Linked DNA regions of Homo sapiens: region 2 is linked to region 1. Evidence: chromatin loops called from intact Hi-C (ENCODE). Cell type or tissue: PC-9. All regions are shown on one strand. Links, peaks and the distances in the headings refer to the core of each region. The heading gives the core; the rest is flanking DNA.

Evidence for each region. A loop is a pair of places that touch in the nucleus more often than their neighbours do. Peaks named below come from ENCODE experiments on the same cell type or tissue, not always from the same donor. Only the 100,000 strongest peaks of a DNase experiment are listed, where the experiment ranks them.
Region 2: it touches region 1 in a loop (7-fold over the local background); 15 of 110 quality-filtered maps call a loop at or near these places.

What each region holds. Positions count from the first base shown.
Region 1 is chr6:27,515,055-27,522,555 of GRCh38, reverse strand. TRQ-CTG1-2 (tRNA-Gln (anticodon CTG) 1-2) reads right to left here and starts at 3,027; the gene lies at 2,956-3,027. RefSeq lists a silencer at 2,945-2,994 and an enhancer at 3,385-3,674. In PC-9, for the core only: CTCF peaks have their summits at 3,332 and 3,533 (motif pointing left); DNase peaks (open chromatin) are centred at 3,065 and 3,525; H3K4me3 peaks cover 2,206 bases; H3K27ac peaks cover 739 bases.
Region 2 is chr6:27,588,807-27,596,307 of GRCh38, reverse strand. It overlaps TRK-TTT4-1 (tRNA-Lys (anticodon TTT) 4-1), which reads left to right and starts at 4,422; the gene lies at 4,422-4,494. It overlaps TRX-CAT1-6 (tRNA-iMet (anticodon CAT) 1-6), which reads left to right and starts at 3,416; the gene lies at 3,416-3,487. RefSeq lists silencers at 1,664-1,958, 3,362-3,451, 3,424-3,718 and an enhancer at 3,692-3,901. In PC-9, for the core only: no CTCF peak of the experiment used is centred there; DNase peaks (open chromatin) are centred at 3,437 and 4,407; H3K4me3 peaks cover 1,758 bases.

The DNA.
Region 1 (7,501 bases), core at 2,010-4,509:
TAGCCTTGAGTCTTTAAACAAAAGTTCTATTTGACAATTTTTTTCATTTTGTCAAAATAACTTAAAAGCAAAATGTCTATTTTGTCACATTAAACTTTCACAAGGGGGAAACGTTCCAAAATTTTGTATTATATCATGACAAATCTTTGTTTATGCAAGTATAACAAAGTCTTTGAAGAAAAGAGGAGATGTTTAGAAGCAATGAAGTCCATCTAAGTTAAAAGTGGGCATCTATTTTTTGGCCCAGCTGTGCTGTAGGGTGACTGAAGAAAAATCTAGTAAATGATATCAATACACAATAATATCAACCTTTGAAATTTTGACTAGTAAAGTTTTGATTATAATACAGTTCTTATAGTAATATATTAATATAAAATATAATACATTAAATATAATGCTAATAATAATTAGTTTTTCAATAAAATTCTTAAATTTTTACATCCTGGCATTTTATTCACAGCAAAGAGGCACTACTGCGTAGCTTTGGCCATGCCCTCAGACAAGTACTAATTTCATAGTCATTCGTTCAGCATTTGCATGAATTATAACTTCAGTAAACAGTTCTAAAAATTATCTTTTATTATGATAAATGACTCCAGTATAATTTGATCCTTATTACAACATCCCATTTTGTGTATTATTGTTATTCATCATTTTAGTTCCATTTTGTTTCTACATCTCAAAATTTAGTAATTATTAACTAATATTTTAACAGATTATTTAACAAATATTAGTTTTGTAGAGACAGGGACTCACCATCTTGCTCAGGCTGGTCACCAACTCCTGGCCTTAAGTGATCCACCCACCTCACCCTCTGAAACTGTGGAAACTACAGGCATGAACCACTGTGCCCGGCCTATTTTAACAGATTCTGTGGCTGAATCATAATGAAAGAGAAAATTGATGGAAAAAGAAAAGTTTAGGAAGAAAAGAAATTATAGATAATCATATTGATGAACATAGTGGTCTAATATGCCTAAGACTTCATATGACTAGGGAGAATTCTCTACCAATGAACTGTGCATCCTCAATGGTTCTGTGATAACTAAATTCCTGCTATGGACTGAATGGACTCAAATGCATATGTGGAAGCCTCTCTCTCTCTGTTTCTCTCTCTCTCTCTCTGTCCCCCCAGTATGTGAGGATAGAGCAAGAGGACAGTAGGCTGCAAATCAAGAAGGGAGGGCTCACCAGACATTGAATCAGCTGGAACCTTGATTTTGGGTTTCCCAGCCTTCAGAATTGTGAGAAATAAATGTTTGTTGTTTAAGTCAACAAACATTATATAGTTATAGTAGTCCAAACTGTCTAAAACAATTTCTTAGGCTTCTATGTAGCTAGGATGGCACGCATGTGCCCTAAGTTTTCCAATCAGATGTATTTCTTCTTTCAGAAGAAACATGTATATAAACAAGGGAGAAAAACTCCAAAATTATGTATTTTATCATGATGCATCTTTATGCAAGTATAATAAAGTCTATGAAGAAATGTTTAGAAGCAAATTAGGTCCATCTAAATTAAAGGTAAGCATCTATTTTCTTGCAACATTTGCCTTGGTAAGGGTAATGAATAGATATCTGCTAAATGCAGGTAGATATTTAAGCTTTTAGAGGCAGTGGTGGCATAAGGCCTAGCAAAGGCATTCCATGCTGGGGAACATAATGCTGCTAGCAGTTAACACTAGAAAATGCATGAGGAATCAGAAGGAATGGGTAGTACAATATAAAAGGGCAAATAATCATTATGTGTGGAAGCATTTGGAAAATGAAAATGACAATTCAAAGTTATAAATTCTCCATTAAATGTATGGTTGCAGAATCAGGAATTTCCTCTGCAGTAAAATAATTTTTAATTTTTGTGACCCAAGAATTGCCATAATTCAAAATCAAATTTATATTATAAACATCTCTTGGTTTCCCATTAATGGAAAGATGAATGAATGAGCTGTGGCATGTTCATATTACACAGCAGCTAACATGAAATCAATGAATGAATGGTAGCTACATACAACAAAAGAGATGATTAATTTTAGCAATATAAGATTAAATGAAAAAAGATTATAACATATAGCCTGATACCCTGTATCCACAATTAAAAGACACAATTTTATAAATACTAATAGATAAAATCAAACTAAGGAAAGCACTTTGGCCTTAATTCTTCAGAGACCCAGTAACTTCTTTGTCTTTCCTTAAGTTGTGACAAATCCAAACATTTACCAGAAAATAAACTAACTTGCAACAAGAGACATTTAGTTTTATGAAGACAAAATAATCACAGAGGCATCCTAGGATACAATTTTAAAGCTCTATCATTCTATGGGACGTATTCAGCATTGACAGCAATTCTGTGTGGCGGGTTAATGTCACAGAAATGACCAACAGAGCACTTAGAAGGTGTATCTGGATATTTACTTACCGTGTTGACAGTGATTGAAGTTACCATGTGAGGATCCAATAGTGTTCAAATACCTAAGAGAGTTTAAGCAATTTTTATTTAAAGTACAGATTTATTTTCACTAATCCTTGTTTCTCAGTGGCAAATGAAACACCTATAAATTCTAGTGATTGCACCTAAAAGGCATTATAAAGCCTCATTCTCTTGGGAAAAAGATACATACAAGAATATTTCTTTTCCCTCAAATCTGTTGAGTCCTTTTTGTCCTCTGAAGTGAATTAACTGCATTTCATAAAGCAATAAATCAAGTAAAAAGTTTAACTCAACTCGAATTATTTTGGGTATTAGAATATCTGTTAGGTGGTGGTGAGGAGGGTAGTAAAATGAAGGAGGTATGAGGGTCTCCTGCTCTGAACATAGAGCAGAGAGTCAGTGGGCCCCGTACAGAGTCCGCGTCATACTTTGGGTTCACATGAACTGGAGATTCCTGCCAATCATATCTAAGAGGGAAATTTATTTTAGAAAGAAAAAAATAGTGAGGAAGCAAGAAGAAACGACAGGTTCCACCGAGATTTGAACTCGGATCGCTGGATTCAGAGTCCAGAGTGCTAACCATTACACCATGGAACCTCGCAATAGCTCGTGTTTTTAACAGGCCTTCCTGAAGGAATATATCTTCATTTCCGAACTCAAGCTGTCTTCCCTTTAAGAACCTAAGTTTCTACCCTAATGTTCGTTATCTGCCGCCATCACACAAGTTCCCTTTTCGTTTCTCACAGGGCTCTTCGTGCAAGATCCAAGAGCAAATCTGTTTCCAGGGGCAGATAAGGTAAGTCCGTGCCTCCCCTGGACTCTTAGCAACAGCCTGCGGGGCTCCCCAGCCTCGGTTCTGCGGCCCTAAGCCGGGCTGCCCCGATACAGGGGGAGAGGGCACCAACCTAGCCGCGCTGACAGATTGCGTTGTTGGAAGAACCGCGAGGCTCGCCGCCTCCCGAGCGTTTGTCCGGCGTTCTTTGCTCCTAACGCTAGGAACACTTTTGAAAGTTCCATTTCGTAACGTATAAATTATGGATGACTTAAATTGAGGCGGCGTGTCAACTAGTCCTGGCACCCGTGGCGTTGCCGAGGGTAAAAAACAAAAAACAGGACACCAAAAGATGCTTTCTGCTTCCCGGGAAGGCTCCACCTCGTGGATACCAAAGAGTAAAGCACTGTTAAAAGCTCGAATATTTGCAAGGCAGGATTTTGTAATTAGTTTCTCACTGATAAAGCTTTAACTTGGTCTTTCTCAATGGGATTAACTGAGAACCTCTCCCAAAATATTCAGCAGTAAAAATTTACTGATACCAAGACCCGGACATGACTTGTCTAGGAGTGTTCATTGCAGGAGATAAAAGCGATCTTATGTTGTCAAACAGAAAGGCTGAGGAAGGAGGCAGAGGGTCTTTAAGAGTAAATAATCTCAGGTGATAGGATCTGAACCTTCCCAACAAGATCACATGAGAGGTATCGGCATCTGCCAAAATTACTTTATTGCTTAGAGACGTCTAGTGTCATGGACAAAAATCCTTCCTGCTTCAATGAGGCGGCACTGTCACTACCAGGTTAAAATGGGTCCCGCCCGTAGGGCCGTGGGCTCTGCGGCAGGAGCTGCAATGGCCGCTGTACAGTGGCAAAGAGAATATCCGTACATATCTCATCCAGTCCATCTTCTCCCAGCCCTATGACTTTCTGATCCACTCACTACCAGAAAGCAAGACAGAATGAAACCCTCTTACCAAACGGGATAACTAAAGGTGGTTTCCAGGAGCCTCGGGAACAAGAAGCATGAGGATCCTAAGCATTTTCAATAAAAATCTAGCCCACTGGAGGCTTTTGAAAAACTGAAGGTCCATGTAACAAATTTAAGATGAGCATTTCTAAGGGCTAGGGCTTGTACCAAGTTCTGTGCTCTCTGAAAAAAAAAATTAAAAATATATGCCTGTAATGGTCAAAGCTGAAACAATTTGAGAAACAATAAATAGAAGACTTCAAACCAATCCCTACAGCTTCCCTGATGTGCAACAAATCTCAGTTTTTCAAGGAATCTCCTGAGCAGAATTCCAGATAACTCCACCCCTTCATTGTGGGCTCTGCATAGTGATTGCTCTACAGAATACAGTATGAAAAAGGGTGGGAAAGTAAGCAGTGAATAAATCCCAAAAGCATTACACCAGCAGTGATAAGCCATGTTGATAGTATATTGTCTTGATATAACGTGATAAAAATGGCGCTTTAGGTCAAGCATGGTGGTTTATTCCTGTAATCCCAGCACTTTGGGAGGCCGAGGCAGGTGGATCACTTGAGGCAAGGAGTTCGAGACCAGCCTGGCCAACATGGTGAAACCCTGTCTCCACTAAAAATACAAAAATTAGCCAGGCGTGGTGGCAGATGCCTGTAGTCCCAGCTGCTCATGAGGCTGAGGCAGGAGAATCGCTTGAACCCGGGAGGCGGAGGTTGCAGAGAGCCGAGATGGTGCCACTGCATTCCAGCCTGCGTGACAGAGGGAGACCCTGTCTCAAAACAAACAAACAAACAAACAAAAACCCTCCACTTTACCTCTGCGGTCTTGCTCCCTCGAACCCCTAACTCCGATCTAATGATGAGAAAAATATCAGACAAATCCTAGTTGAAGGACATTCTACAAAATGCCTGCTCAACACTCTTCAAAACTGTCAAGATCATCAAAATCAAGGAAAGTCTAAGAACTACCACAGCCAAGAGAGCTTAGGGAGTCATGATGACTAAAAATAACATGGAATTCTGAATAGGATCCTGGAACAGAGAAAGGAAATTAGGTAAAAATGAAGGAAATCTAACATATTCATTTTAGTTAATAATAATGTATACATATTTGTTAATTGTTTGTAACAAACGTACCATACCAATGTAAGATTTTAATAATAAGGAAAACTGAGTGTGGGGATATATGGGAACTCTCCTTTATATCTTCCCAATTAAATGGAAACTATTGCTCACGGGAATAAGAACAAAAATGTGACCAAATGAAGTTACTTCTTCAAAATGAATTCAGAACTCTGGCTTGCAATGTGCATTGGTACAATTCTCTCCTGTTTTTGCTTAATGAGCCACATATCAGACCTAGTGGTACAGCTTGCACAGCCTACAACTGACCTGAGAGTATACGGACTTGAAAATAGGAAGGACAAATTTTTGTGCCACACCCACTGCTGCCCTTAGTGCTGTGGACACAGAATTGAGCAGGACACTAAGCACTGGCCCTGCCTGTGGAGATTTCAGTTTGTAGTGATGAGATATTGGCTAAAAACAGTGAATAAAGTAACACCCACACAGAGAAAGTTAGGGAAAACTGCAGGTGACTGGAAGCTAACAGCCTAGATAAACTGAGAAGCTGAAATAAGCTGGATATTTGAGTTTAGGCAGGGATTGAAGATGGTATTTAGAAGACGGTGTTGGCCCAAACCTTTTCACATATTGTGAGATACAAGATAAGGGCGTAGTCTGTGGACTGGTTGTCTGGGTGGCCATACCATAGTGGAAGTAAAAGAAGAGCTGAGAAAAAGTTGAAGGATAGGCTGAGACCATAGATCAGGCCAGGGCTTCAAGGTTGTTTGTTTTAGGAGCACAAGTATCTGCTTTGAACTGTAAACATCAGGGAGCAACAGAAGTGACTTTGAGGAACTTAGGAGATTCTCATTGTCCTTTTGCCCTCAGTATAACTGAACATTTCTTTGTTCCCTGCCATGCTGAAGTTGGTTCTGCACCAGGAGCTACTGGTACCAGTCTTTGGGAATTGGTTTGGGAATTGTCTTCATGTTTGCTCATAGTCATTTTATTTATTTCCCAAAAAACAAAAAGCTGATGGAAAATTCCTCTCCCTCAAATTCCCAATGTCAAGAAGTTAGTAGAGCAAAGATTTGTACAATATTTTTTTGCTCTGGACTCCAGATCATATTGAATAAAATCTAGGAAATCCCTTTCTCAGAAAGATGCCCCTAGATACACACATATACCATTTTGAAAACTATCTCAAGGTGTTCGTGAAACACTTGAGGTCCATGGATCTCAGGCTAAGAATCCTCTGCATTTGATATTCCTCTCTATGTCATCTAGCATAATTTATAACTAATAAAAAATGAATTCTATAAGCAGAAATTAAGCATCATACTACTGAAGTAAAATTGTCTTTTAATTGTGCATGAACATTTAATTAATCTTGGTCTTGTAAATTAGGTCACAGGTGCACCCAAAACAAGCCAAAATACTAGTTAAACCAGTTCTCAGAGGGCTCTTCGGGTGTATATTCCTGACAGAGCAGTTTGGGGATACTTGATGCAGACATAAGTAGGTCAGACAGTGGAGAAGAACAGGCGCATATTTATCACAGGGTTATTGGACCTCTACTGAGATAATTTGTTATTGAGAATTGTACTGGTTTCTGTTTAGTGCTGATTCTATCCTGTTCAAACAAGGAAAGTATAAACTTCAAAATTGCATTATATACATTTATTCATTAAGGACTAATTCTCAAACTTTGAACATCAGAGAGGCAGTCTCTTCCAGGTGCAACCCTCATGACTATACTATAGCTGATTTTGGACCCCATTCTCCCAAATTACTTCTTATGTAATTATTATCATTATAATAAATGTGCACAATACATTATTTTATAAGCCAAATGGATTGGCAAGATGTTTTTGTTTTGTTTTGTTTTGTTTTGTTTTCTATCAAAACACAAAGAAGCAGGGGACTGGACGTGTCAGGGCTGACTCGCGGGCTGTGTAGGGCTCAGAGGGCCAGGGGACCCGGGTCTGGTGGATGGGAGGGCGCGGTCCTGGGGCCTTGGCGGCCGAGAGTGGGAGATGGCGGCGCGATGGAGCAGCGAGAACGTAGTGGTAGAGTTTCGTGACTCCCAGGCAACTGCGATGTCTGTGACTGTCTTGGGCAACATGCAGTGCTTTCTGGCGGCAGATTCTTATACATCGTCAATCTCGATGTCGCTTTCGAAGGTCACCGAAAGATCTGTCGCCAGAGCAAATGGAACATTGGAGCTGTGCAGTGGAAACTTCGTGACAGCTTTGTA
Region 2 (7,501 bases), core at 3,133-5,632, 73 kb before region 1:
CATATTTAACACTACCCTCTAACAACGATTAAAGTAACTGTGTTTCTCCTTCACATCAAGAATGCCAAAATGGGACAGGTGCAGTGGTTCACGCCTGTAATCCCAACACTTTGGGAGGCCTAGAAGGGCGGATCACCTGAGGTCAGGAGTTTGAGACCAGCCTGGCCAACAAGGTGAAACCCCATCTCTACCAAAAATATAAAAAAAAAATTAGCCGCGCTTGGTGGCTGGTGCCTGTGATCCCAGCTACTCAGGAGGCTGAGGCAGGAGAATCGCATGAACCAGGGAGACGAAGGTTGCAGTGAGCTGAGATCACGCCATTGCACTCCAGCCTGGGTGACAGAGCCAGACTCTGTCTCAAAATAAAAATAAAAAGAAAAGAAAAAAAAAGGAATACCAAAATGTACAGCGAAGATAGTGTTTTAAATCTCGCCCAGGCGTGGTGGCTCACGCCTGCAATCCCAGCATTTTGAGAAGCCGAGGCAGGCAGATCACCTGAGGTCAGGAGTTCGAGACCAGCCTGGCCAATATGGTGAAACCCCATCTCAATCAAAACTGCAAAAATTAGCTAGGCGTGGTCATGGGAGCCTGTAATCCCAGCTACTCAGGAAGCTGAGGCAGGAGAATCGCTTGAACCTTGGAGGAGGAGGTTGAAGTGAGCCGAGATTGTGCCACTGCACTCCAGCCTGGGCAACAAGAGCAAAACTCTGTCTCAAAAACAAACAAACAAACAAAAACAAAAAATACTTATAAAAATATGAATATTTTCATTGGCATCTTTCTTAGCTCAAATTTATTAAATTATGTGTTATTTATATATAAAAAGCAAAACACATGGTGTTGGTGTTAAGGAAAACATTATTCATGGCAATTGTTAAAGACAGTAAGGAAAACTTTATTAGAGAGGGATTTTGCAGTAGGTGAGAGAGACCGGGCTCAACTTTGCATACAACAAGGAAAAGCGGGAATTTATAGCCAAGGATCAGAGTGGGGAGATGAGGTCACTGGATAGAAAATTACTGAAAGGAAACATCACAGGTAAGGGGGTTTCTGGCTAACCTGGCCTGATAGGATTCTTGAAGGCAGGCCAGGGTGATTACATCACTGGAGCATGGTGGAGGATGAGGAACCTGATCAGATATGAAGGGTGATCAGATAATAGAGGATGAGGGATTCTGGCTAAACTGACTTAACACGATTATTGTTAAAAGTGCGCAATGCAGAGCTACAAACATTTAAGTCCAAAAGTCAGAGCTTTTGTTGAGAAGAGCCTTCAGAGGAACCTGACTAGAGTTTGGTCATGAAGAGAATCTTTGTCACTGTTCAAAAAATGTCTGATAAGTAATTAAATTATTAGAGATTAGTTGATATATTATCTAAATGTGTTAGTAATTTAAATGGTTTGGCATCTTTTCTGACTTGAATTTTATAATATTTAGATAATGTAAAAATAGAAACTTATAGCAGTATTAAGCATTGGGGTTTCAAAATGAAGCCTCCAAATTCTTCCCTTGAGGACTCCAAGCTCCATCTTTAAGAATCCAGGGTCTGATGTTTCTTTCTTTTTTCTTTTTCTTTTTTTTTTTTTTTGAGACAGAGTCTTGCTCTGTCGCTCAGGCTGGAGTGCAGCGGCGTGACTTGGCTCACTGCAAACTCCGCCTCCTGGTTTCAAGCAATTCTCCTGCCTCAGCCTCCCTAGTAGCTGAGATTACAGCCATGCGCAATCTCAGCCATGCCTGGCTAACTTTTTTGTATTTTTAGTAGAGACGGGGATTCACCGTATTGGTCAGGCTGGTCTCGAACTCCTGACCTCGCGATCCATCCGCCTCGTTCTCCCAAAGTGCTGGGATTACAGACGTGAGCCACCGCGCCCGGCCCCCAGGGTCTGATTTTTCAAGTATGAGAACAAGATAGTAAAGAAGCCTGAGGGGAGCCCAGCAAAGAGAACCAAACACCACTGAAATTTGGGGAGCAGAACCAGCTATATATTTTGCAGGGCCCAGTGAAAAATTAAAATGAGGGAGCCCTTGTTCAAAAAGCAGGAAGACAATGCTGTTATAATTATGAATATATACTGATATGGGTGTGAGCTGCAGGCTCACTCCCACCAAGACACCCTCCTAACTCACCTGGGCTCTGCCAGTCTGCCAGCCAGTGTCGGGAATGACAGCCATTATGCCACACCCCAGAAATCCCGGGATTAGGCTGCAGGAACTTAATCCCTCTTCTGTAGACCCCCTAGGGGGCTTTACTGCTGGAGGCAGGTGGGGAAGAGGGGTCGGGAAAGAGAGTGGGGAAGGATGTCAGTTAGCAGGGCAAATTCGTTGCTGAAAACCCATCCAGGGGAAGCAGAGCTCTTGGGAGTCAACTCTTCGGCAGAACTCTTGGGAGCCAACAGACCCCCATGCCTAAGCATGCTACATTGTCATGTTGGCTATAGCTTACAAAACATAAGTTTAAGGATAAAACTATTGAGAACTTCAAGAGAGTCATTACAAAACATTAAACCCCAAGAGTAGGACTGGGTGTGTGTGTGTAGGGGTGCTCGGGGGATGGTGGTAAATTGTGCGACTGCATAGATCTCAGGCCCATGAAGCTCACCCCATTGGGGAGCTTAAATTATACACAGAATCTTTAAAACAGCTTTGCGCAATTCCTTGGCTGGAAGAACCAAGACTGACAAAAACGGGTCCACAGACGCACCTAGAAAGCGATCTGAGCCTCAGTTTTCCGACCCAGTGTCCAAAGGCCAAGTGGACAACACACACACGCTCTCCTTGTAGTTAGGAATACCCATTATGATCTTTGTGAAAGAAGTTTCATTGTGGTGGGGACACGGAAAACTGAATCTTCTTTGAGTAGGCATGTCGTCTCCACGTCTGCCTCAATTCCGCGAGCAACGATTTTCAGAAGTACATGCATTTCCTTCTCTTCCGTTCGCTGCATCTTCAGTTTCTCCTTAGTCCCTCCAACCTGGCCGAGGACAGGGCCACAGGACCACACAGTGCCCTTGTCTTACCAGGGACACGGAGGAGTCAAGGTGTTCCAAATGCAGACAGTGAGTGCACTATGGAAGGCGTGGGAAGCAAGCAAGCAAGCAAACAAACAAGCAAACAAACAAACGAACAAGCCCTGAATTCTAAATCCAACCCTAGAAGTCGGTGTATGAGAGCCTAACGGTTTGAAAATCAAGTTCCTGAGAAAGGATTTCAATCGGTTTTCTTAAGTTGCAAAGGAGCAAACAACAAGTTGTAGGTGACTATGTTGAGAAGGAAACGTGAGACAACTCGAGGATGAAAGACAGAGACTAGAGAAGATAAATGGATAAGGAAGAAAAAAATATTGACGCAGCTGGACAGCGGTGTTAGGAGATGTTTAAGTTACTTGGAGATAAGGCACAACAGCTGAAGGGGACAGCAGAGTGGCGCAGCGGAAGCGTGCTGGGCCCATAACCCAGAGGTCGATGGATCGAAACCATCCTCTGCTAGGTGCCTGTTTTTTTCCTCCAAAACACTGCATCTTGCACTTGTTAGAGGTGCTTTAACACCTCTCATGAATGACTGAAGACCTACAGTGACCGAGGGAGTAAACTCTGTTTTAACTGCCTGGTGCTTTCTGAAACCTAGTGGTTCACTTTCAAAGAACGGAAGCATAAGCGGAGAAATGAGTGAATCTGCAAATGGGAGGTCTGAAAAATAAGGCGGTAGAGGAGCAGAGACCGGTGTGAAGAAGGGAAAGACTGAGGAAGAGGTGAAGAAAAAGAGAGCGAAAGATGAAGACTAGGTTGGGCGACCGGGAAAAAGATATTATAAAATTTTGACGTGTGTTTTGAAGAAGGTAATTCCCCAGACAGAAGCGGGTGTCACTTGTGTGTTGCTCTGGCATTACGATTCCAGGAAACTTCATCTCTTAAAGAGCTAGGAAAACACCGGAGGAAACAACGGGAATTGAACTGCTTCCCTTGTGACATAACAATCTTTCTTTACCCAAATGTTTGATACTTCTGAAGTTTCTTCCCACTTATCGAAGTCATTGTTGAAATGCGTACCTTCTGCCTCCAACCTTCTGGTAAGCTGATGAAGAAGCCTGGGCGTCCGCTCTAAAGCCGCCTTTACCAGCCAGCTACGATCTCTAAGGGCTGCTGTTCGCAATAATGAGCTGCGGGATTATTCACTACCGAAGGGGTCCCACTCTATTCTGAGCCCGATTTTCTTCGTCATTTCCCCTGTAATAAATACTACACAATAATTTTATATTTAACGAATAAACAGTTTGAGGTTGAAATGAATGTTCAATATAATAAAGCTCGGCTGCAGTGCTGAGGCACAGGTATATGACCAGAACGCTTGGAAGAACCTAATAATTACTGAAATCATGAGCCTTATTAGCACTTCTTAGTGAGTTAGAGCCCAGTGTAGAGAGCCTGGATAGCTCAGTCGGTAGAGCATCAGACTTTTAATCTGAGGGTCCAGGGTTCAAGTCCCTGTTCAGGCGAACTTCAGAAGTTTTACTTCAGTTAGGTCTAAACCCATCCCATTTGGGAACATTTTGTGAGGAGAAGGAAATATCACAAAGGCCGAAACAGACAAATGCATCGCTTTCTTCACTAAATTATGCTTTCCCAATATTATTTGAAACGTATCCCCAAGATTTCAAGAGAAGAGGAAAAGGACATGATATAAAAATAATAAACTGGTGATGGAATGACTGGGAAATGGACCATTTTAAAACTCCCTTGAAATGGCTCATTAATCCAGGCATGGGGGAGCACTTTGGGCAGTCTTGATTAAAATCCAAAATCTTTAAGAGCAGTGACCTTTGCATAGCCTGTCTCTGTGGTTCCTTGGAGTTTAGACCAGCTCTTCTTTCACAGAAAATTTGACCACTTTGCAACAGTTCCCAGTTGAAAAACTCATTTCCAAACACTTTTTGAAATAGTATTTTCTGTGTTTACATTATTTCTGTCATTATCCTGGGATTTGGATTATGGTTAATGACCCTGATCATGGGCTTCTAGTGCATGGCTTCTGTGGGCAGCACGCTAAACAACGCCACTATGAAACAAAGGTACCAAGAGTTCAACGTTGTTGATAGTTTTTTTTGTCATGTCCCTTTTGTCTTGAGCCTGACAATATTCAGTCCAAACACTGCATTTGGATCCATTTTGTAAGGTCTCGCCCTTTCTTTTTCAGTTATGTGATTCATTTGAAGTAATCAGGTCCATTTTGACTCTTTCCCCTGACCTTGTTTATTTTTTTATTTTATTTTATTTTTTTGAGACGGAGTTTCACTCTTGTTGCCCAGGCTAGAGTGCAATGGCGTGATCTTGGCTCCCTGCAACATCCACCTCCCAGGTTCAAGTGGTTCTCCTGTCTCAGCCTCCCAAGTAGCTGGGATTACAGGAGCGCCACCATGCCAGGCTAATTTTTGTATTTTTAATAGAGACGGGGTTTCACCATGGTGACCATGCTAATTTTGAACTTCTGACCTCAGGAGATCCGCTCGCCTAGGCCTCCCAAATTGCTGGGATTACAGGCATGAGCCACTGTGTTCAGCCTATTTTATTTTTTGTACATACTTAAAACATAACATCATTTTAAAAGTTAAACTGTGCAAAAGAGACATACTCGAAGAAATATCACTTCCCTTCATTGCTTCTTTTTCTTTCCTTCTCCAGCTTTTTCAACTCATTCTCATCTACCCCCTATAGGTAATCCATTTTACCAGTTTCTTTTTTATCCTTCCTGCACCTCCTTTTGAATAAGCAGGCAGACACATACTTATTTATTTATTTATTTGTTTGTTTATTTATTTTTAGACCAGGCTGGGGTGCAATGGCGCGATCTCAGCTCCTGCAACTTCTGCCGCCCGGGTTCAAACGATTCTCCTGTCTCAGCCTCCCGAGTAGCTGGGACTACAGGCGCGCGCCACCAGCCCTGGCTAATTTTTCTATTTTTAGTAGAGACAGGGTTTCACCATGTTGGTGAGGCTGGTCTCAAACTCCTGACCTCGCAATCCACCCACCTCGGCCTCCCAAAGTGCTGGGATTACAGGTGTGAGCCACCACGCCTGGTGATACATACTTTTTAAAATGTCCTCTTCTTTCTCAGACGAAAAATATTATACTATATTGTATATATATTGATTTACAGTATATAGATATTGATTTGCTTTATATATTGTATATATATTGATATCTATACAGTATCTATAGATATATACATATTGTATATATAGTATCTATAGATATATACATATTGTATATATAGTACCTATAGATATATACATATTGTATATATAGTATCTATAGATATGTACATATCTATAGATAGTATATGTATTGATTTACAGTATATAGATACTGATTTGATTTACTTTTTTTGTTTAGCAATATATCTTTGAAATCTCTCCATGTCAGTTCACAGAGATCTTTTGTACAGCTGCATAAGTACTCCATTGTGTGGAAGTAACAATCTAATCATTCTTTTATGCTTAAGCATTTAGGTTGTTTAAAAAATTTTGCAATTGCAAGCAATGCTGCAATGAGTAAATATGCTGATGTATATTTTCATTTTGTTGGATGTAGATTTTCAGGGTAAATTGTTAGACTTGGGATTTTTGGGTGAAATGATTAATGTATATATAATTTTGTTAGACATAGTCAAATTCCCCTTCATAAAGATTATATTGATAACAATGTGCTTCCTTACCAGAAATCAATGACACTACCTGTTCCTGTATGCACTGACATACTTTTTAAATTTTTACCAAGCTGATAGCAGAGAAACAGTATCTTCATATAGTTTCAATTTGCAATTTTTTATTACAGAATTTAAACATATTTTCATATGTGCAAATATATATATTAATTATCTGTTAATTTTTTTTGCCCATTTGACTATAAAGTTTTGGCCTTTTTCTTCAATTGTTGAAAAATGTTTCTGTATTAAGGATATTAACTCTTTATCTGTGATACACATTGCAAATAGTCTCCCGGCACCCATTCCCACCATTTGTTAACTCTGTTTAGAGTCTGTTTATCATATTTTTTTGTACCATATTTGTAGGTACTTTAAGATACTAAATTTTCTTTTATTATATCTACAGTTTAAGTTATAATTAGGAAACTTTCTATATCCAGGCTACAAGGGAATTCACACATGACTCTTTTTAATACTTGTAGGTTTCAGTGTTTGCACTTAGATCACTGATTCATTTGGAATTTATTCTTGCATAAAGAGTGAGGGCTGAATTTCATTTTAGCTCTAATTGGCTAACAAATTTTTCCTGAACTACTTGTCAAAAAGTCCATCTTTGCACCTATGGCTTGAAATATATGCTTTATCAAATATTAAATACCCATATGTGATTTTGTTTACTTCTGGACTTTGTATTACATTACTAGACTGTTTTTCTATTCATTTGTGAATGCTATAGTGCTTTAATTATAGATGCATGAAGAGTATATTTTAATATCTGATAGGGCTACCCCTCTCCACAG